2 separate regions of the Mus musculus genome follow, and region 2 is linked to region 1. The links are chromatin loops, found by intact Hi-C in ENCODE. Cell type or tissue: left cerebral cortex. All regions are shown on one strand. Each heading gives the region's core, and the rest is flanking DNA. Links, peaks and the distances in the headings are about the cores only. Region 1 has its middle 6.4 kb from the start of Foxj2. Region 2 has its middle 18 kb from the start of Slc2a3.

The links. Hi-C counts contacts between places; a loop is a spot of excess contacts. Peaks named below come from ENCODE experiments on the same cell type or tissue, not always from the same donor. Only the 100,000 strongest peaks of a DNase experiment are listed, where the experiment ranks them.
Region 2: it touches region 1 in a loop (2.4-fold over the local background); 3 of 42 quality-filtered maps call a loop at or near these places.

What each region holds. Positions count from the first base shown.
Region 1 is chr6:122,807,701-122,819,811 of GRCm38, reverse strand. No RefSeq gene overlaps it. Among named protein-coding and RNA genes, the nearest start is that of Foxj2, 6.4 kb to the left of the region's middle. In left cerebral cortex, for the core only: CTCF peaks have their summits at 7,822, 8,839 and 9,062; DNase peaks (open chromatin) are centred at 7,851, 8,373, 8,821 and 9,406; H3K4me3 peaks cover 2,268 bases; H3K27ac peaks cover 2,477 bases.
Region 2 is chr6:122,754,816-122,766,926 of GRCm38, reverse strand. It overlaps a transcript of Slc2a3 not described here. Among named protein-coding and RNA genes, the nearest start is that of Slc2a3, 18 kb to the right of the region's middle. RefSeq lists an enhancer at 36-2,898. In left cerebral cortex, for the core only: no CTCF peak of the experiment used is centred there; DNase peaks (open chromatin) are centred at 3,187, 3,331, 5,726, 8,005 and 1 more place; H3K4me3 peaks cover 1,422 bases; H3K27ac peaks cover 2,648 bases.

The DNA of each region.
Region 1 (12,111 bases), core at 2,833-10,832:
GAGCCCCGCAGCCCACGGGTCGCCGACCCTCCGTCCCGGGCACTGGCGATGCCAGCGTCCACGCTAAGGGCCACACACACCTCTCATTGTGCTGTGGTCTACGCCTAAGACAAGTATTCCCAGTTTTCTCAGAAACGCATTTGATGGCTCCTCTCTTTCTCTTCCAGACAGCTTATAAAGGGTTATAGGGCCGGGCGTGAAGTTAAAGTTTACTCTTATCCTGGAGGTCAGTGAAAGATTGGATCGAGGATGTATAAAAAGATAAATGAGTCTGTTATAGAGAAATGAGCATCGGGAAATGGGGTCTTGTGTTAGTTTCGGCTCTGCAAACTTGTGCAAGGCCCTAGTTTCTGGAAGCATAGCCTGTGAAGAAGGGACTATGATACTCTGGCCTGCCTACTAATATGGATGTCGCAGTCACCAAAGGAAATGATTTACGAGTTGCTTTTTAAAATGGTCTAGTACACAAAGGGTTCAAAGCATGATTATTCATTTCCCTTATAAAATGTCATTTTTTTTTACCTTTGTGCTAAAGTCAAGTGACATTTCTATAGACTATGTTATCCTGAGTGCCACAGGGAGATAGAATGGGCTCTCAGCACATCCCTCTACTTCTTACAGAATAATCTCCATCCTGGGACAGGAAATAGAACCAGGTTAGCCCATCTCTTACCTCCCCAGTCATGCTATTCCAGTACAAACTCTTAGGTATATCACCCTCTGGCTTACTTTTCTCCAATTGTGTTCTATTATAAAATGATAAGACAAAAGAAATTGTTCACTTGATATTTGAATTGCTCAAAAAGATGACAGTTTGATGACTCCCTGTAGAAAGAGATGTCATTTGTCTTCTGGCTAAATATATGCCTACTGCCATTTACTTACATTCTTGTACATATAACCACATTACACATACAACGTCTGCATTAAGGCTTCACACTCTCCGTGTGTTATCACACTTGATTCTTACTGGCAATTCCATGCAGCAGTATCAGGCCTTTAGAGTGTAACTACAGCTTGAAGATATTGTTTGTGTCTGAGTTCATGTAATTCGCACCATTATGCAATTCGTAGTGTTACTTTGTGTCAGGTGTTGAACCCAAATGGCCTTAGAGCCAGGGTCTAAACCTCTAGTACATTGTTGGCTTAAACTGGGAAAACATGTCATTCTCAAATTGCCAGTCAGTGAGCCCCCTAACAAAGCCTCTTCCCTCCCCACACTTCCAGTATCCATGTGAAAAGATTCATTTCCTCCAGCCTAGTGGCACCCACTTGTGAGTATCTTGAGTTCAAGGGCAGCTAGAGGAGGATCTTGATTTCAAGGGCAGCTAAACTATATCATGAGACCCTATCTGTAAAAAGGATAAGATGGGGCCAGGCTTACAGCCCAACTGGTAGAGGGCTTGCCTGGCAAGCATGAGGCCCTGGCCTCTATCCCTAGCACCACAAAAGCACAACCCTATACAATGGCAAGTATTTATGGTCCCAACACTGGGGAGGAGAAACCAGGAAGATCAGTAGTTCAAGGCCAGCCTACACTATGTAATGAGTTAGGGAGGGGGAGGCATTGTTATAAAATAGGTCTTATAGCCCAGGCTAGCCTCAAACTCTCTATGTAGCAAAGGATAGCTTTAAACTTCTGATCCTGGAGTGAAGCATTGGCTTGAAGTTCAGAGCACCTGTTCTTCCAGAAGACCCAGGTTCGATTTCCAACCCCAACATGCAAGCTCACAACCATCTGTAACAGTCTCAGGGGAACCAATACCCTCTAGTTACCTCCATAGGTGCACAGGTGGTTTGTGTGTGTGTGTGTGTGTGTGTGTGTGTGTGTGTACATACATATAAATATAAATAAATAAATACACACACACACACACACACACATATATATATATATATATATATATATATATATATATATATGCACACCACACAAATGCATGTAAAACACTCATACATGTAAACATAAATAGATAAGTTTAAATGCCTGGCCTCCTGTCTCCACCCGCCCAAGTGCTGGAATTACAGGCCTGTGTGCACAGGCACTGTTAGTGGTTTTTTTTTTTTCTTTCAAAATAGCTCTTTTGTTTTTAAATTAAGTATCTCTATGCAGGGGTACAGATGTTCTTGTGGGGCAGAAGAGGGTATGAGAGTCCCTGGAGCTGGAGTTGCAGGTGGTTGTGAGATGCCTGACTGTGGGTGCTAAGAACTGAAAGGCTCCTTGGCAAGAGCAGCAAGTGCTCTTAGCTACAGAGCATCACCCCAGCCCCACATATCCAGCACTGAGGCAAACTTTCTACCAACTGAGCTAATGTGAAGCATTCTGGGACAGATCAAAGGAACTAGACATGGAGATGGCCCACACCTAATCCCGAGCACATCTGAGGCTGAGCTAGAAGGATTGCCATGTGTTTGAGGCTAGCCCAAGCTTCATAGTGAATTCCAGCCCCAGCTTGGGCTTCAGAGTCTGAATTCGCTTGTAAACATCTCTGGGTCTGTGTTGGATGCTTTGTTTAACTTTTCAACACTTTCTGGTGTTTCCGGTCATTGATATTTGCAGGGTCCAGAGGTAGAAGTAACATAAAATGGAAAGGCTAGTGTCTGGAGACACACCACTCTCACAGAGGACCAGAGTTGGGTTTCCAGCACCCACGTACAGTGCTCACAACTGTCGGTAATTCCAGAAGGACCCAGCACCTCTGAGGGCACAGGCACTCACATGCAAGACCCACACACATGTACATAATTGAAATTTTAAATAAAAATCCTTTTTTTTAAACCAAAAAAAAAGAGAAAAAACATCCTTTTTTTAAGTGAAAAACTAAAAATTAGAATCTCTTTTCCTTAAAAATTGGCAAAAATAAAAACTTCAAATATTGTTTTATATATATTAGACATTGGCTGTAGCATTTTTATAGAAGCAAGCTAGATCCAAAATAAGGCAAATATATAAGAAGTTATAGTAATCTACATAATAGGATATTGTTTAGTATTTAAAAGAACAATTTTATTTAATTCTTTGTGAGCTCAAATAAACTCTTCCAAGAAATAAAGAGTAATTATATTTAATCCTGGAGATAGAATGATTAAGTCGTTTTTATTTTTAGATATCATCATTCAGTTCATGGGATCAAAGGCTTGTACCACCAAGTCTAGCTATAGTGTCATTTAAATATTTGGAAGTGGGTATGATAACTTTAACCAATCGTTTTTATATGTCTGTATTTGAATGAGAAAATTACATTTCAGGAGCTGGGGAGATGGCTCATGAGGTAAGAACATTTCGCTTGCAGAGGACCTGGGTTCGGTTCCCAGCACCCACACGGCAGCTCAGAACCTGATATAACCCCAGTTCCAGGAGATCCAACATCTCTTCTTCTCTCCTCAGGCTCCTATGTGCTCATTGTGCACATACGTACACTCAGGCACACACACATACACATTAAAAAAAAATTAAATAAAATTGCATTGTAATAGTTTTCTCATATAATCAAATAGATGCTTTTCAAAAATATGTATCTGAACAAATATGGCACCAATAGACACGTTATTGGAAGGGGCAAAGCTCACAAGGCCTCAACCCTTGGCAAAGGACCATAAGCAACTAAGGAAAGTGCAGAGCGGGAGAAATAATCTTCCCCAGGAAAGTGCACAGTGATTGGTCATCCATCACCAAATGGTCAGCCCTGAAAACATGTCTATACAAGTTACATGAGACAGACTGAAGCAGGGTGTGTGTGTGTGTGTGTGTGTGTGTGTAATATGTAGATCATATAATATATATATGGGCCATAAGTTTGAAAGATATGAGGGAGGAGGTGCACATAGGAACCTCAGAAGGGTAGAAAGAGAAGAGAAAATGGTGTAATTATATAAACTCAAAAAATGTGAATGTGATATTTATTTATATATGTATATATACATGCATATATATATAGAGAGAGAGAAATGTACTAAATAATTTAGAGATCATTTTAGTATTCTTCACTTTTTGCTGTTGTCTATAGTTAGTGTTTATGTGGGGTTTGCTTATGTAATTATTTGTAGTTTGGGGGCCAGTGAGATGTCTCAGTAAGTAAAGGCACTTGCCCATAGGTCTGTTGACCAAAGTTGATTCCTGGAACCCCGACAGTAGAAGACCAACTCCTACAGATTGTCCTCTGACCTCCACACACACACACTGAGGCGTGTGCATTGACACGCTTACCAACTGAATAAAAGAATGTAAGAAGGAAGAGGATGCGGAGAAAAGAGCACTAAGCCTGATTTAGTTTTATTTGTTTGCTTGCTTGTTTTTGTTTTGTTTTGGTTTGGTTTGGTTTGGTTTGACCTAAAACAGGAGGAGGTACTTGCATTCATCCTTCCTTTACTTTTGACTGATAAAGAAGATGTCGATTAAAACAGAAAACGAGGAGCCTTTGAGATGGGTCAGAGAGTAAAGGCATTTGCCACAGAAGCCCGGTGACCTGAACTTTGATCCCTGGAAAGAGAACAGACTCTACAAAGTTATCCCCTAACCTCCACATATGTGGCACTCATGCCCCTCTTCACACAATAGTCCTTTTCTTCTCTTTCCTTTTCTATCCTTTTCTTTTCTTTTCTCTTCTTTTCTTTTCTTTTCTTTTCTTTCTTTCCTTTTTTTTTTAAATTAGGGGCTGGCAAGATGGCTCCGTGGTTAAGAGCACTGGCTGCTCTTCCAGAGGCCCAGGATTCAGTTCCCAGCACCCACATAATAGCTTACAACTATCTGTAACTCCAAGATCTGACAACCTCATGCAGACATACATGCAGGGAAAACACCAATGCACATAAAATAAAAATAAATAAATTTAAAAAAATTAAAATGTGAGAATTCATTTGATATGATAAGGCATGTATAATTGTTTCTTAACATTTATTTTTAGTTTTGATTATGTGTATATTTGCTGGTCTGTGTGCTTGTGTCTACATCTACAGGTGCTCCCAGAGTGCAGAAGAGAGCATTAGACTCCCTGGAGCTGGAGTTTCAGATGCTGTGAGCCTCCTTGGATGCTGTGAAGTAAATGCAGGTCCTTTGGAAAAACAGTACTTCCTTCTAACCACACAGCCATCTCTCCAGGCCCTGCAACTCTTCATATGTAATTAACATATCACAGATACATTTTACAAGCCTTTTCCTTTTCTTCTTTTTGAAAAGAATTTTCCTATAGCCTACACTGACCTTGAACTTAATTATATAGTACAGGATGACTTTGAACTCCTGATCAAATGGTCACTTTTAAAGACAATGTATCCCATGGAATATGATAAAAGTTTGTATACGCAAGCATCAGCTTCAAAACATAATAACTAAATTGATCACTGCTTTTGTGATTGTTTTCCTATGCAGTCTCCTCATCAGAAATAGAGGGATAATAATACATATTTCATAGTTTTCAGAAGGCTTGCATGACTTCATCTATGTAATGCCCTTAGATTAGAGGAGTGGGCTAGAGAGAAAAGGGGCTTAAAAGACTCAACAGTCAATTGAATTACTATGGATCAAGAGATATGTCCATAAAATACGGGATACAAACCTTTAAGGGGAATCCTGATTGGAATAGGGCAATTGGGAAAAAATACTATAAGGCAAATGGCAAAGTTTCAATATTCACTTGGTAGTACCAAGAATTCAAATTTCTTCTGAGTCTCACTATGTAGCCCTGACTGGCATTAAACCCACAGGCCTGCCTCTGCCTCCCAAATGCAGTCAGTAGAGAGATGTGTTCCATCACATGCTGCTTAGAATCAAGATTTCTTACATTTTTAGATATGAAAGGGAGCCAAGCATAGTAACATATACTTGTAACCCCAGCACTCAGGAGGTAAAGACAAGAGGACCCGTAGTTTAAGATTATTCTCAGCTGTGTAGGTAGTAAATTAAAAACCAGCCTGTCTCAAAAAAAAACAAAAACAAAAACAAAAACCTAGATAAATAATTATTCATGGGGCTGAAGAGATGACTCAGCGATTTAAGAGCACATGCCTTCCTAGAGGACCTGAGCTCCAGTCCCAGTGCCCATGTTGGACAACCAGGGGATGTGGCACTTCTGAACACCTGCACTCACACGCACAAACACATACACGTAATTTAAAATAAAATAGGTCTTATAAACAATGGGGGGGGGGGCATCTTCTTGGAGACAAGTGGGAGGAGGAATGGGATGGAAAAAAGAAAAAGAGAAGAGGAAGAAGAAGAGGGGGAAGCAGGGGAGTTGGAACAAAGGAAGGAAATAATAAACAATGGGCCAGGTAGTGGTGGTGTCTAAGTCTTTAATCCCAGCACTCAGGAGGCAGAAGTACACACAGATGTTATAAGTTCGAGGCCAGTCTGGTCTACAGAGTGAGTTTCAGGACAACCAAGGCTACACAGAGAAACCCTGCCTTGAAAAACAAACAAAGGTGGATTAATGAAATTCCATTATTTTTAAGGGATATTTAAAAATGTGTATTAGAGTGACTTAAGCATGAAATGTCTGAAATTTGTCTCAAAATAATCAAGTGACCAGGAGGAAAGTAGAGGTGGCAAAATATTGGCCAAATATTGCTTATTGCAACATTTAAGCATACATGTTGTTCTCAGGCTAAAGAGATAGCTAAGATTTCAGCTCTTGCAGAGGACCCAATTGGACACGCAAGTCCAGCCTCTACCACCACCACCTGTGACTCAAGCTCCAGGAGATCTGGATTCTCTCCCCTGGGTGCTGAGGGCACATGTAGTCACATGTGTACTATTCCGTGTCATGCTCACATGCATGTACAAGAGTGAAAATAAAGTTAGAGCTGGAGAGATGGCTCAGAGATTAAGAGCACTTGCTGCTCTAACAGAGGTCCCCATTTACATTCGAGCCCTGCTGTCCACTGTTCACAACTGGCTGTAACTCCCAGTTGCAGGAGACTAACTCCCTCTTCTGACCTCTCCTGGCTCCTACATGCATGTAATGCGGATATATATATATACACACATACACGATAGATATTAATAAGATAAAAATATAAGATGTCATTGTCATTCTCTCTACTTTTGTGTTTGAAATTTTACAACAGAGCTTTTAAAAAAATTAAAAAGAAATAGTAAAATGTTTGCTATCATGTTTTGTGTATGTATCGTTACCTAGTATCTTTAATTTACACTACATCCTTTTTAATTGTTGTTATTATTTCATTTACATTCCAAATGTTGCCCCCCTTCCTGGTCCCTCTTTCCAGAGTTCTTCACCCCATCCTCCCTCCCCTTCGCCTCTGGGAAGGTACACACACATCCCAGCATTCCCCTTCCTGGGGTATCAAGTCTCTAAGGAGTAGGTGCATCCTCTCCCACTGAGCCCAGACAAGGCAGTCAGTCCTGTGTTACATATGTGCAGGGCCACGGATCAGCCCGTGTATGCTCTTTGGTTGGTGGCTTAGTCTCTAGGACCTCCCAGGAGTCCCCGTTAGTTAATACTGTTGGTCTTCCTATGGGGTTGCCATACTCTTCAGCTCCTTCAATCCTTTCCATAGGGGTCTCGAACTCAGTCCAATGGTTGGCTGTAAGTATCTGCATCTGATTCAGTCAGCTGTTGGTAGAACCTTTCAGAAGACAGCTATGCTAGGCTGCAAGCACAACATGGCATCAGTAATTGTATCCGGGTTTGGTGCCTGTGCGTGGGATGGATCCCAAGTTGGGCCGGTCATGGGATAGCCTTTCTTCAGTCTCTGCCCCGTTTTTGTCCCTGCTTTTCCTTTATACAGGAACAATTCTGCGTCAAACCAAATCCAGAAAGCAGCAGATTTTCATCCATTTTACAAAGGCGTTGAGATAGCAGCACCTCTGCTCTTTAGCTCCCTCTACGAATCATTGGCCAACTATAAGAGGCAGCCTATAGCCACCAGGCTCCAGGTTTCTGCTTCCCTTAGTATATTTGTCGTCCATGTTAGGGGTGGGGGGGCGGTGTCACTAAACCGGCATACAAATGACTCATGTGTATCATGTTCATCAGGCAAAATGTGAGTTCTTATTTGAACATCCGAAAGAGGAAGGAAAAAAACAAACAAACAAAAAAACCTACCACTTAAAGATTGTAGTCCCTGGAATAAAGAACACAAGTATAATAAAAGTTCTCTGAGTAGTTTGCATCTTCTTGACTTTTTTTTCTTTTTCAGTTTATGCGTTCATTTTACATCCTGATTAATTTCTAAACTATGTAGAGAACCGAGGCTCGCTAGGGAGACGAGAGCGAGCGTTTAGAGCGAGGCTGGGGCGGGAGTCGCACACCCAGGGAGGCCCAGCGATGGGTCTGTTCCACCTTAAGAGGCGCCAGCCTCTCCCCGCTCTGAGCAAGCTCTCGGCTCCGCCCACCCCGGTGTCAGCCCGGCCCGGAACGCGGAGGAGAGGAGGGAGGAGAGCGGCGGTAGGCGGATGGAAAGATCCGCGCCCCCGGCTGCCGGCCCAGCGTCCGGGGCTGGGAGCGCAGCGCGGGCTCCGAGATAGACCCGCGAGCCACTGCAAAGGCGGCTGAGACGGGGCCCGCGGGGCCATCCCGGGTGGGCGCCGGGGCACCAGACTGGATCCGAGATAGACCCGGACGCTGGCAGCACAGACTGTACAAAGTTGTAACTTCCCCGGTGCCCGGACGCCTAGCGTCAAGGCATTTCCAAAAAGGGGGGGGGGGCATGCCTCTCCTTTGTCCTGACTGGTGGAGTTGAGCATGGGCTGGGCCCTGGACTGAGCGAGGGTTGGCCACCTGGGTAGTCCATCAAAGGATGATGCGGTGAAGGGTGGCCATTTGGGGAGGAAGTAAAGATTATTTTGGTACCTCCTCCCCCAGTTAGTGATTGGCGGAGGTTTGCCGTGATGTAAAACAGGGCATAAAAATGTCCGTAAAGGTACCGGGCCTATTGGCCGGTCTCTCAGGGAGGAATTCTAGGGTGGACCGTGAAGAGCCAGCCGACGCTGGTTTTGTAGGGGAGGACCAAATGGGTTGACACCCGGAAATGAGTTAGGAAGGGAACTCAGGGAAAGCGAGGGAAACCGGCTCACCTACTTTGCCCTCACAAAGGTCATTTCCTGCATGGGATCGATAGTTTCCTGTTTACTTACTCCTCGGGAGGGAGCGCGTACACTGGCTTCCTGGAATATACCCGATATTCACACTTAACTTTTGAGCCCAGGCTTCCCTTTTAGTCACGGTACCAACGGGAATGAATGAAATGGTGAAAAGGAAACGCAAGGGATTTATCTCCACGTAGAGAACGGAAATGGAGTGGGGCTGGAGGTTGTCTTTCATGCACGCAAGAAGACAAAACTAGGCGTGTTGGCGTACACCTGTGATGTGAGGTGAAGGCAGGATGAGGATGTTCAGAAGTTCAAAGTCATCCTCGACTACGTAGAGAGAAGCAAGTCTGGATTAAATTTGACGATGGGGGAGGGGCGTATTGATGGTTGAAAGTGAAAAGAACTCAAAATAAACTAGCTTGGTGACTCACCCCTTTAATCCTGTAGTTTGGGAGGCTTGCAGGCTAATTTCTGAATTTGAGGCAAGCCTGCTCAAACACAGCGAGATCCAGGACAGCCCAATTAGACTCAAAAAAAAAAAAATCTGAACTGAAACTCTTCTGCATAGGCAGGCACTTCACTCTCTTGTGTCTGGGACAGGCAGTGCATACACAGAAGAAGACAAAGTATGAGGGGAAAGATATTATTTTTAAAGATGCCCTTGTATGTCTTATGAACCCTCCCCACTTTTTAAATTCTCACTTAACCACTTGTGTTATAAAAATAATTACATGTGTTCATTAATTCATAATTAAATTTTGAAAAGAAGGCAATGAACTTGAGTTTGTTGGTTTTTTTTTTTTTTAATAGTATAGAATAAAGTTTATTCAGGGCCTGGAGAGTTAAGAAGGTAGTAGAGGCAGAGAGGGAGAAGTAGAGGCCATCCATGAACACATGGATAGAGGGGGAAGGGAATGGGGAAGGGAGGAAGAAGGGAAGAGCCCAAGAGGGCAAGAGAGAAGTCGGACAACTGAACTTGAGATTGTTGAATCAGATAGAACCTTAGATTCAAGGGGAATCCTCTTGGTTCACTGAAGTCTGGCTCCCTCTTCTAAAACAATAATAGCTACCAATTTCTCTTATATCTGGAGACCCCAAAACCAGCCATAAGACCTCAAAAGACTAGTGGGGGAGCAGGGGATGATGGCTCAGGCCTTTAATCTCCTCACTTAGGAGGCAGAAGCAGGCAGATCTGAGTTTGAGAACAGCCTAGCCTACTTGAGTTCCAGAACAGCCAGATATAGTTCAATGCAATGGGTGTTTATGGGGAGACAGGAGGGGGTTTGCTTAGCTGTGCATTACATTTGGCAGGGTAGGTTACAGTGAATAGAAAGGGCTTTATGTAGAAAAGGTTTTAATGACGGGGACTCGGTGCTTACAAAATTGTTGCAAGTGCTGCAGCATCTTAGAAATGACTCCAAGAGGGCTGGAGAGATGGCTCAGTGGTTACGAGCACTGAATGCTCTGCCAGAGGTCCTGAGTTCAATTCCCAGCAACCACTTGGTGGCTCACAACCATCTGTAATGGGATCCGATGCACTCTTCTGGTGTGTGTCTGAAGACAGCTGCAGTGTACTCATGTAAATAAAAAATAAATCTTTAGGGAAAAAAAAGGGAGAAATGACTCCAAGAATTCAACTACTGAGCTCATCTTCCAGGGAGCCTCAGAGGGTAAGGAATCAGCACTGTGTTGCTGACATTGTTAACTTGATGACCCCACTGAGCGGTGCTGTGAGCCAGGCATCAGAAAGCTACTGTTGTTGCTACTATGGCCTTGACAGCCAACTATGCCCATGAAGTAATAGTGATTAGTCCTGGAATGGTAGACTAAAGCCAGCACTGTCCCATAGTCATGCTAGCAAGCCATAGGTGCTTTATTTTACATTCCATATCTGTAAAGTATGCAGATCATAATTTATAGCTAAAAATCCTGGCCTCCTTTATTAATTTCCACCCTATAACTCCAATAAGTAGTTTTTGACATTTTTCAACACCTGCTTTGTATGAGATACTTTTCAACTTTGTATGAGATACTTCAACAGCTGGAAGGTGCATCAGGCCAAGTCCCTGTTACAAAGACCACAGACCCAGGTTGTCCAGGAATATTCTGTGTAGTGCCAGGGAAGTGTTAGTGATCACACACACACACAACAGACAGGAGCTGATCTGATGCAACTCACAGCAGGGTCTTAATTCTTTTCAAGCTAGCTCATCCCCGACTTGGTGGAGAGGGAACCTAGAATATCTATTGGGGCAAGGTTTTATAGTAAGCAGCAAGTTGGGGATAAGTGTGCAAGCATCTAATTGGAAAGCTACTATGGCCTTTAGCATAACTGGCTGGTGCTGGAAATTAAATAATAAACTTAATTTTTACTCCCCTCTGCATTGGTGGCTGTTAGGCAAGGGGTGGAATTGTAACCTGGGGAGGCAGATGTGTTGGGGTAGTAACCTGGGAATGTTGGTCTTGTTAGGGGTGTAACCTGGAGATGCAGGTCTTGTTGGGGGTTGAGCCTAGAGACTCGAGCTAGGCTCTGGTTTTGTTGGGGGCTAACTTGGACACTAATGCTAGGTACTGGCCTGTTAGTTTACCTGAGTTCAAAGTTAGGTCAGGTTCTCTAAAAATGGAGTCTGAATTTAAAGATTTGGCCTCTCATCTGTACTTAGCAAAGAAGACCCACTCCTCAGTTCTAAAAAAATTTGAGATAGTCCATCACTCTAATCCCTGCCTACAAGAACCATATGAGAGAGCCACATGATGGTACACAGCTAGTTCTTGGGACAGAGAGGCAAGGGTGACCTAGAACTCCTGATGTCCTGCCTCTTCCTCAAAGGGGCTAGGATCACAGGTGTATCCCACCACACCTGGCCTTTAGGTTTCTTCTGTCTCAGAAATACTGCGACATTCATGTTTCCCCAACTTCCTTTCAGATAAAGTATTCTGAACTTTCCCTAACAATTTGCCCTATTGGCTGGAGAGGTGGTTGGACGGGTAAGAGCACTTACTGCTCTTGAAGGAGACCCTCATTTGGTTCTCAGCACCCATGATGTCATTCACAATCT
Region 2 (12,111 bases), core at 2,211-10,210, 52 kb after region 1:
AAAATAACCAATAAAAAAAAAAGGACTTCTGTGACTGGCCTTCTAAGGAGAGGCTGTAACTGTCCCTCCTTAGAAAGGTGTTGAGCTATCTCCACCTGTTGAGTAATGGGTCAGCAAGAGGAAGTAAAAACCCTTTGTCACAGGTTCAGGAAAAGGGCCTGGTGCTTTGCAACAACATTGCAACAAGGGTAGCATGTTGTTGTCCTCCTCTCTGTCTGTCTGTCTTACTGTAAAACTATGGCTGCCCTGCCTGATACTCACGTGCAGACCAGGCTGACCTTGAACCTACAGCTTTGAACACTCCTGTCTCTGCTTCCCAGGTGTTGATAGGCAAATCTTGAAATGCCCTTCCTACGAGTCATCTTTGTGTCCTTCTCTTAGATTGTTTTTCCTAAACACACACACACACACACACACACACACACACACACACACACACACACACACCAGACACACCACACCAGACACACACCACACCCTCTGTGGGAGGACAAATCTACTGTTCTCAGCTCCCATCTTTCATTAGGCTCAATGGTCCGAGTTTACATTTTCTTTTATGAGTCTATTGCAGGAATTCACATCCTGTCTGCCCAAAGGCAGCCTTCCAGTCGCTTTTACAACCACACCATGAGACTTGGAGTGCCTGGTTTTTAAAACAGAGCCTTTAATGTCTGTGCCCCACCCCCACCCCCCAATTCTTCGGAAAATTCCTTTCAGTCCCACCTGGCTTTCTACTCAGCTGCAATTGAGTCTTTAAGTGCTTCTTTTCCCTGCAGCTTTCCTCAGGAAGGAAAAAAGAAAAAGAGAAAGAAAGAAAGAGAGAGAGAGAGAGAGAGAGAGAAAACAATTACCTCTCAGAAAGGATTAGTCAGTGAATCCAGTTGTCTTGGTGGGGGCTGGGGGGGGGGAGCATCCAAATACTGCGCAGAGATGAAAAATAAGTTTAACTCGTTCCCCATTTTAACTGTGTACGGTCCATAAGAAATACCTCCTATCTGCTAATATATGAAAAAGTAACTGAGAAAAATGTCACAGGAAGACATTTACATCTTAAACCTGGTTCTTTTTTTCCTTGTTCTAATTTTTCAAGGCAGGGTCTCAAGATGTAGCTTTGGATATCCTGCAATTCACCACATAGACCTAGTTGACCTCTAACTCACTGATCCTCCTGCCTCTTCTCCAGAGTGCTGGGATTAAATGTTTGTGTCAATCCGACCAGCTTCCTGATACATTTTAAAAGATATAAGGAAGCAAAATTGAAGGAAAATTGGATTTATGTACGACTTGTCCAAAACAGAGAATGATGCCTAGTTTTTCTCCGCCATTTCTGTAACAGGTGTAAATTTTACAGAAGTGATGAAACAAAGGCCAGGAAATAAGGGTATGATAAAGTTGTCAGATCCCTGTGAAATCTTTCCCGGTAGGCAAAGTGCCCCGTCCTAACCCCCACCCCACCCCCACCACCGTCCCTTAACCCTCCTCACCAGGGGATCTGCACCCCACCTCCACCCTCAAACGCTTGGGAGTCCTGGGGAAATTTTAATTCTTTGGTCCATTGTTTGAATAGGTTGATAGCTAAGGGGAGGAGCTGGTGTCTCTCCCAGATTATCTCCTCCTGCTGGGTCCGTTACAAAAGCCTACAGTCGCTCGAATGCCACCGAACAATGACCGGGTAACCTCAGTGAGAGCATGCTGCAGGAGAATGTTCTAAGAGTAAATTTGCACTCTGATGATTGCAGTGGGGTGGCACGGAGACAGGAGACTGCAGGCATCAAAAATTAGTCATCTACCCGAACAGCTGGAATGGGTGAACGCTTTTGCACGCGTAGTATATGTAAAGCTGACTGAAATAAAAAGAAGCAGGCAGCGTGGGAAACGTGAGCGACCTGGTGTGCTGCACGACGAAGCCGAATGGCCTGCGGCAAAATAGATGGACAGGTGGGGAGACTGCCGGGCGCAGGTGGGGCATTCGCCCTCGCCCTCGAGGCAGACTCTGGCGTAACCTGCTGCTCCACAGAGATGCCTCGGATTCCTGACAACTGCACTTTCTCAGCCCCATCCGGTGGGCGCTGGCCGACCCCGCCCGGCAGAAGGGACGTGCGTATTGGCACGGCGCCCGGCAGCCCCCGCGGTCCCTGAGTCGCTTGGATCTGCCTCCCCAGCTCGCTGACTCATTCGCGCATCCTGCAGTGTTCCGCTCCTTCCCTTGGTCCTCACGTTCCCTTGACGTTTTTGGTTGACTTGTCGGGAGGAGGCGGGGGTGGGGGTATTAAAAAGAAAGAAACGGACTGGGAAAGGCGGAGGGTGAATTTAGAAGTAAAAGGTAGGGTGGGCTGCAGACCACCAGGAAGAAGGAAAGGGTGGGCCTGGGAAGGATCAGATGTGTGTGAGCATGCGCAGAGCGTTGGGTCACCCTGCACCATCCGCAGCGAACTGCGCCACTGTGGCACGATCGACGACCGACGGAAAAGAACAGCCCTGCACATTAGGGCTATACATTTTGTGCTACTTGCTATTTAGGCGTGCGTCGGGGTCGAAATAAGCAGAAGAAAGTAGAAATAAGGGCTTTCTGGTGCCTGCCTCGCCGTCCTAACATCCGCCGTACTCTACCTTTCTCTGTGCCCCAAACCAAGGAAGCACGTGAACGCTGCTTGCATGCATTTAACCCTTAATGACATTTTAGGACTTTGGATAGACATGTTCTTCATAACACCAGTCGCGGGACATAATCTGATGTGTTGTAAATTGGCATTAGAAAATCTAAGCATGTTATCCTTTAAACACATCTTGAGCTGGGATGTTTAACCTAAGTGCTTCAGTCTCTGACCCTCACTTCTCCAGCCTGAAAAGGGAATATTACCCATGAGAAAATGAGGAACTCCCTGCTGAGTCTGTTGGCCTTGGCCCATGCTCAACAGTTATCTCCCTACATTGGTCTTTGGTTGGGTCTATGCAGACTGTTTGCTACCTTTTAAGCGCGCGCGCGGGGGGAAGGAGGTGTTCACAAAAAATGACTAAGGTGGGTGTAAAGAAAACCTAAGGACAATTCATCAACTAATCTTCAGCCACCTCTCCTCCAGTCCCAGTTTTTCCCTCACTAATGACATGGATGACAGCAGTATACTCAAAGTGACTTCCTCTCAGTGCTTACTCTCCAGTAAAATCTAAAGCTGCCTGCAGGCCCCGGGGGAACCTGGAAAACCAGCCTCTAGGCCCAGTGCCCTTAAGTAGGGCACTCTCACGGTGGCACTCCCGTGGATTCCTGTTACATGAAATGAAAGATATTGAGAGAGAGACTGAGACTGAGAAAGACTTTCCTGTTGAGTACGGTCGGTTGTCAGTCTTGGCTGGACCATTTTTTCATTCACAGGAAGTCCTCAGAGTTTCCCCGCTCAGAGGCATGTTCTTTGTCTCCAGCCTCTGCTACCACAGACAGTGCCTCCTTCCTTCTTCTGATCCCAGCCAATGACTGTGATCTCACAGCTTTAAGGTCCCATTTCATTTGCCTCATCTACAGTAAAACTCGGGAGTTGGTAACTTTTACTGCAAAGGGTCAGATTATGTAAGTGTTTTAGGGTTTGTGGACCACAGTGTCCCAAGAGCCTTGTTGCCTCACTGGCCTCTCTCTGTGGCCTCTCCATCTCCTCTGACCTGAGAGGCTCTCCAAACAGCCTGGGAATAGGGCCCTCACTGAGTACCAGGGGGGTGGCTCCTTTCCTGGAACTCGGTATCAGCTGTTTATCTGCAGCCTCCAGATCCCTAGCCTTGGAAGATGCTTCCTGTGGGAGTGGGAGGGGTCTAGAGAGGGTAATAGTGAGTGAGCATGACCAAACTACGTTATATACACAGATAATGTCACGGTGAGAGAGACCTGGATAGCTGATAACTACGAGTGTTCAAATGTGACTTCAGCGCTGAGGTGGAAATGGGCCACAGAGACCTCTTTTCTCCATGTGCTCTGGTCCTGGTGTTTTTGGGTTTTTTTGTTGTTTGTTTGTTTGTTTGTTGGGTTTTGTTTTGGCTTTTCGAGACAGGGTTTCTCTGTATAACCCTCCCTGTCCTGGAACTCACTTTGTAGACCAGGCTGGCCTCAAACTCAGAAATCCACCTGCCTCTGGGATTAAAGGCGTGTGCCACCACTCCCGGCTTGGTCCTGGTGTTTTATTACAGCACAAACAACCCTAGCTAAAACAGGTCTCTCCTGCTGTGATGTGTTGTTGTCTGTTAGTAAATAGAACTCATTAAACTGGGTGTGGTGCTCATGCCTGTAATCCCCTTGCCAGGGAGGTAGAACTAGGAGGATCAGAAAGGAGTTCAAGGCCGTCCTTAACTACTTGTCTAGTTCTAGGCCACTCTGGGCAATATGAGAACCTTATTAAAAACAAACAAACACAACAAGCCTTCATATGAAAGGGTGTTGACCAGAAAGTATCAAGGTAAGGTCTAAATAGAGAGCCATTGGTCAGGGCATGGGATTTAATAGACCATTTCTTTCCTATGAACTTTGTAAAGAAAACACTGGTGCTCAAATCTTTAATCCCTGCGCTTGGGAGGCAGAGACAGGCAGATCTACAAGTTCGAGGCCAGCCTGGTCTAAATGATTCCAGACCTGTCTCAATAAAAACACTAACAAGGAAAAACTAGATTGAAGCAGCCACTTAGGTATAATTGTGATAACATTAGATTTAAAAGTTATCCTCCAGCTGGCCTGTAATCCCAGCTATGAGGAGACTTAGGCAGAATAGCAGTTCAAAACCTGCCTAAGGAACACAGTGGGACCCCATTTCAAAAATAAATGACAATAGGAAGTCTGGCCTGGTGATGCACTTCTGTAATCCCAGCTTTCAGGAGGCTGAGCTGGGAGAATTACAATGTTGTCATGAGCCTGGGGTAGCCTTGGCTACATAGTGAGTTCAAGGTCATCCTGAACTACTTGAGACCTTGTCTTAAAAAAAATTAAAAATTAAAAAAGGTTGGTCAGGGTGGTGTTGGTCCTGTGGATCTCTGGGGGTTCCAGGCTAGCCAGGGTTACATGAGACCCTGTCTCAAACACGCACAAAAACATCAATGAAAAAAGATCTTAGGAGATACCTTGCTGTGGGAGATTCCCCAGTTATGTTCAAGACCCTGCTTTTTCAAGCCCATTACTAGGGAGAAAAACAAAAACAAAAAAACAACAACCATACCTGAAAGCTAATTTAAAATGTGCTTGTAGGCAAAAGAATTTTTCTGCATTTGAACATTTAAAGAATTGTAGGACAGCCAGGGCTAAACAGAGAAACCCTGTCTCGAAAAAAACAAAAACAAACAACAACAACAAAAAAAGAATTGTAGGATCCACCAAAAGGCAGGGACTATTACACACATTTCTTTTTACACACATTTCCAAAATCATTCCACAGTCATTCTATAAGTCTGCATATAAACCATTCCATTAAATGCTCAGGATATCTTGTTACACACCCATGAGATTTTGCAGATTTGTGTCAAAAAAAAAAAAAAAAAAAGTCAGAGAAACAGGATGAAGAAAACCAGGACAACCGGGAGCTGATGGTTGCATCTCTCGGCAACATAACAAGAAAACAAATTCCACAGGAGGGGAGTAGAATAAGGGAGAGACAGGACTGAGTGATGTAGCAGGTCGCTCCGGAGATTCAGAGGACCAGCTGAACGGTCCTCTTCGCACGTCTGCATTACGCAGCCCACCCCCCAAAAAGAAAGTGAGACGTCAGCAGGCGGGGCTTAGCTTGCTGGGAAGAGAGAAGAGATACTTTGGTTTCTGAGCCCGCCTCCTCCAAATATTTCTGTAACTGGCTGGTTCCATTGGAGGCTTGGGTCACTTGTGAGAAAGATGTATCCATTAAACAGTCTGATCTGCAACACAAAGTTCATGGCACTTGTAAGAGTATCTTCAGTAGGAATGCATGAGATCAGACAGTGATTCCTAGCACCGTGGCTGCCGTATTATATGGCACACAATCTACAAAAAAAAAATTGGGGGAGGGTTTTGTGTTTGTTTGGTTTTTGAAGCAAACTCTCACTTTGGAGTCTTGGCTGGCCTGGAACTTACTATGTAGATCACGTTGTCTCTGAATTATAGAGAGATAAGACTTCCTCTGCTAGATTAAAGGCATGTGCCACCATGCCCAAATCAAACTTGTTCAATGCACAATGCATACGTTGTGGAAGGTTTTGGTGAGAAAAACACAGTCATTTAGCTTAAGAGAAGCTTGCCCCTGCTGCTTCACAGCTCACCCTACTGAGCAGCCAAAGGAGAACACTAAAATAGTACTCACTCACTGAGATAAAATAGTACTCACTCGAACGACTGAGATAAAATTCTAAATCCTTTCAAGCTGACTTGTTCCTATGTGCTGCTGCTGCTGCTACTGCTTATTATTAGTTACTATTATTATTTTTTAAAGATTTATTTATTTATTATTATATGTAAGTACACTGTAACTGTCTACAGACACTCCAGAAGAGGACATCAGATCTTGTTACGGATGGTTGTGAGCCACCATGTGGTTGCTGGGATTTGAACTCAGGACCTTTGGAAGAGCAGTCAGTGAGTCAGTGCTCTTAACTGCTGAGCCATCTCACCAGCCCAGTTACTATTATTATTATTATTTTAAGAAATTTGTTTGGTTTTTTTGAGACAGGGTCTCTCATATGTAACTCTGATTATCCCTGAATTTACTATGCAGACCAAACTGGCCTTGAACTCAGAAATCCACCTGCCTTCTCCCAAATGCTGGGATTAAAGGGTTACATCACTGTGCCTGGCTAAAGAGTTATTTTTCTGTGTGTATAGGTGAGGTGAATTGTTGGAGGACACCAGGGCCTTTGGATCCCTGAAGTTGGAGTTAACATATGTTTGTGAGCTATCTAAAGTAGGTGCTGGGAATCTAACTCACATTCTCAGCTAGAATAGTACTTACTCTTAACAGCTGAGCCATCTCTCTAACCCAGTGTGTTATCAGTACCTTAGATCAAATACAAGGCCTCAAGCTTGCTAGGCAAGCATTCTGACATGTGTAGACCCTATGAACTTTGTCTGGAATACCCATGTCAAAAGATGACATGGAAAATACATATATGAATAAAATCTGGGTGTGGTGGCATATGCCTTTATGCACTCAAGAAGCAGAGTAGATCTCTGAGTTTGAGGCCAGCCTGCTCTACACAGAGTGCCAAGGTTTCTTTGTGTAGCCCTAGCTGTCCTGGAGACCAGGCTGGCCTCACTCACAGACATCCACCTGCTTCTGCTCCCCAAATTCTGGGATTAAATGCATGTGCCTCTACCCCCATATGTCAAATTTGGGTTTTTTTAATAAATATATATATTTATATTTACTGGCCACAAATTCAAAGGGGTCATTGTGTCCAGAGTGCTGGGGACGGATGAGGACAGGATGGTTTCTCCGAGTGTCCCCACCCGAGGAAGGAATTAGCTGGAACATCTGGTTTGCTCAGGGCTCCTTCTTTGAGATTCCGGCAGAGACAGACAATGACTGCAAGTCTCCACTGTGGTCCCTGTGGACTCAGGGAGAGGGCCTTCTCTGGATTCCTGCAGTTCTCAGCAGCCCCTCTAAGCTTCATTTGAAACTGTGACCTTCTCCCCTCTGAGACTATTCTCAAGTAAAGCATTTCATTTACTTTCTGGCAGTTTGTGTAGTAGCCTAGCCCATCATAGAATTCCCAATTCCATCCATGTTAGTAATGGTGCCTCAGAGCATTGAGTGGTTTGCTGTTTGTTTGTTTGTTTGTTTGTTTGTTTTTGGATTGTTTGTTTGTTTGTTTGTTTGGGGCTTTTTTTGTTTTTTTGTTTTGGTTTTTTGGGTTTTTTCCCTTCTTTCTGAGAAGTTAGGCTCTACCACCAAAATTAGGGAGGAAACTTGCTCAAAGGACACAGCCCTTCAATTATGACACATCTCATTGAAGAGTGGCCACAGACCGGCATGTGGTTATGTTATTTGAAAGGGTGGGTATGAGTCAGCGTGAGCTGTTTTCCCGTAGCCAAGGCAGCAGAAATGCTCTGGTGATAATGCCATCGCCACCAGACAACAATATAGAGAAGCAAAGGCATTCATACCAGGAACAGTAGGACAGGCTGGCTACACACGCAGAATTCAAACACTCATCCTTACATCCCACAAATAATAGTGCATGGTCCTTATTGGCCTAACTATGCAATTTGCATGCAAAACACAGCTGAGGGGCTAGGCCCCATGGTGACCACCTTTAATCCAAGCTGAACTATCTGAGTTCTAGGCCACCCTGTTCTTCACAGAGTTCCAAACCAGCCCGAGCTGTGTAGTAAGACTTCATTTCCAAAACCTAAAAAAAGGAGTTTGAGGGGTCCTGATGAAGAGATAGCTCAGCAGGTAAGAGCACTGGTTGCTCTTCCAGATGACTCTTTCTGATTCCCAGCTCCCAGGTCACAACACAAAGCCATCTGTAACACCAAGGGACTGGACACCCTCTTCTGACCTCCTGGGAACCAGGCATACACATAGCACAGGCAAATACTAACACATGTTAAAAAGAAAAAAAAGAAAAGAAGGCTAATGCATAAAGGAGCCCCAAGTCTGACTTAGAGTAGAAACCCAACATGCTCTCGGAAGTTGGAGATTGAGGATCAGATCAAGGTTGACCTTGAACTATCCTGGGAGCTGGAGGCCAGCCTTGTCAGAGAGCCCGTCTCAAATACTAATTAACCAATTATACACAAAAACATGTTCACAGATGCTCATAGCAATTCATTCATAATTTCTAAGATTGGAGGCAACCAGGATGTCCTTATGTAGGCAAATGGGTAAACTGAGGTACACGGATGTACTACGATGCACTTCAGCCATAAAAAGAACTGAGTATTTGCTTCAGCAGCCTCTACAGCAAGTGGTATAGACCCTGCTCTGCACCAAGGCTGAGATTCACAATGTTCCGTTTGACCTTCAAAGAAGGAAGCAGAGGTTCCCGGACTGGAGGGAGGGAATGTGGATCTCTCTGACTAAGGACACTTGCTGTGCAAGTGTGAAGATCTGAGTTCAAATCCTGGTTCTTTTATGAGTGATTGTGAGGCAAGGTTTCTCTATTGTCCTAGTTGTTCTAGAACTACTTTGTAGACCAGGTTGGCCTTGAACTCAGTGATATGCCTGCCTCTGCCTCCCTGTTGCTGGGATCAAAGGCCTGTCCACCACCACCCAGCTTATTTTTACTTTTTTTTTTTTTTAAAGACACTGACTCAAAGTGTGAACCGGATTTTTTTTTTAAGATTCATTTATTTATTATAAGTACACTGTAGCTGTCTTCAGACACTCGAGAAGAGGGCATCAGATTTCGTTACGGATGGTTGTGAGCCACCATGTGGTTGCTGGGATTTGAACTCGGGACCTTTGGAAGAGCAGTCGGTGCTCTTAACCACTGAGCCATCTCACCAGCCCCTATTTTTACTTATTTTTGAAACAGAGACGCTTATAGCCCAGGCTAGCCTCTGATTGATCCTGCCCCCCACCCCCACACACACACACACACACACACTCACCGCCCTTATACCTTCATGTTGGGATTATGGGTCCTAAGCACTTCTCCGGGTTTGTGTGGTGCTGGGGATCAAACGCAAAGCCTTGGGAATAGGATTGGCTGAGCTATACTCCTGGCCCCTTTAATGTCAGATTTTAAAATCAAATATTCTAACTTAGTCCAACCCAAAGACTTGACTTGATATGTGCTAAGTAATGAAGGCAGAAAAAGCATTAAAAGTCTTGGGTTTCTGTAATTAGACCCACATTTATAAGATGGGACAACTTTGTATGTAAAAAACCCTTCACTGGTGTAACATAGTGGTCTCAGAGCTGAGATGTTTCCGGGTGAGTTTGTTGGCATTCAGTGCTGTAGTGGCAGGCGTGGGGCAACGTGCTCACATTGGGAAAACCCTGGGCTACAATACATAAGACCGTGTCTGGAAAATCAAAAGATCACAAGCAAACCTCGATGCAGTGGTAGAGTGTGCTCAGAGTCATTACACCGTGGGTTTGATTTTGATTTAACTCATTGGATATTCAGAAATTTTTATCATTGCCAAAATTTTCACAAAACTTACACAACTCACTTATACAACACTGTGTTGGACTGTGACCCACAGTTGATGAAGCTGGGCCCACGCTGAGCATAGTGGTCTATCCCTATAATCCCAGCACTGAGAGGCCTAAAAGGAGCAGCTCGGTGAGTTTGAAGGTCAGCATGGGCTACAGAATAAGACCCTGCATCGATATACATATATGGTAACTGCCATATGTTGCTAGCCATAGTGTATCACTGTCCCTTGGGTCCAAAGATATGAGGGCCAACCAAGCTCCTACAGCCAAAACCCATGAAAATTCACTTAATTTTTTTGTTGTTGTTGTTCTTGTTTTGTTTTTGAGGAAAAATGGGTCTCAGGTAGCCCAGGATGGTCTTGAACCTTGAACTCCTTTTCTTCTCACTTGAGTTAAAATGACAATTTCTCCCTCACAGCTTGATTATTTTAGACTATTTGTCAGTGGTACAAAGTTGACTAGTGAAACAAACTGACCACTTTAAGTTCATCCAGAGTTCTGGGATCAAAGACGGGCCCCACCATGGCCAGCAGTTTATGAGTGTTTGGTGTGTGTGTGTGTGTGTGTGTGTGTGTGTGTGTGTGTGTGTGTGTGTGCTCGGTGTGCAAGCCTGGTGCTTCTGGAAGCCAGAAGAAAGTGTCAGATCCTCTGGAACTACAGTTACAGACTGTTGTGAGCTGTCAAAGTTCTGTAAGAGCTTAAGTGCCTCAGCGTGCTCCAGCACCATCCCCCAACTTCCTGGTTTTGTTTTGGTTTTTTTTTTGGGGGGTTTTTTTTTTGGGGTTTTTTTTTTTTTTTTTTTTGACAGTCAAACTGGCCTTGAACTTGGAATGTCTCTCAGGCTGTCTTTGAACTCCTGCTTCCATCTCCCAAGGGATTCTAGTTTTGGCTAACATGTCTAACTTGATCACACTTTTGTGTGTGTGTGTGTGTGTGTGTGTGTGTGTGTGTGTGTGTGAATGGAAAACATTTAAAGTTACCAGGGTTCTTTTCCTTTTTCTTTCTTTTTTTTTGGGGGGGGGGGTGAGGGTAGGATGAGCCTCCCTTGGAAATCAGGCTATTGGATTTTTAGTTTTTTGGCTTTTGAGGTAGGGTTTCTCTGGGTAGCCCTTGCTGTCCTGGAACTTGTTCTGTAGATCAGGCTGGCCTTGAACTCACAGAGAGCATTCACCACAACTTTGCAGCTTCTATTCTGGATTTTTAACCATTTATTAGATATATGACTTACAACTATTTTCTTCCATTTTGAAAACTCTGGTTTATGCTGCTGATTTTGCCTGTTGATACGGAAGTGTTGCTGAGGTTGATGGCGTTTCATTGTTTATATATTTTATTCAGTTGCCTGTGCTTTTGATGATAGAGGCAAAAAAGTAATGTACTGTTAGACTTAAGGGTCAGATGACCTCTGAGGCTGGGATGTAGCTTGGTGGTAGATGATTTGACGTATGGATGAGTCCTGGGCTCAATCCCAGGCACTTTCAAACAACAACGACAAACAAAACAGAAGAAGAACTCTCGGCTCTCTGTGATGGCCGCATCCCTGCTGTTGTCCTGGACAGCAGCTGGCCCACTGCACGTGAGGAGACAGCATTGCCCCGTGGACCTGCGTGCCCAGCTGGGCCTGTGGTGGGCATGCTAAGACTGGTCGTACATCACTTTGGCGATCATCTTTGTCTGGTCCTGAAGGATACTTTCTGTCCTTGGGTGTTATTGTCCCATTCTATAAAATTCCAGACATTTGATGTTAATCTTGACATGGTCCAGAGAAAAACCAACTCCACCATTATGAGCCAAATTTGAAGCAAGCTTTAATTAAATACTGACCAGGATGATGGACTCCGGCCAGCTCCATTCTCAGGTTCCCAGGAAATGGCCAGGAGTCATGTTTTACAGAGGCATAAAACACAAAACCACAGGGCCACCATATTTTCCATCAAGTCCAACCAGGGGCAAGCATAACCCAACATATTTCCTGCCTACAACCAATCAAGCAGTTGGGTCAAACGAACTC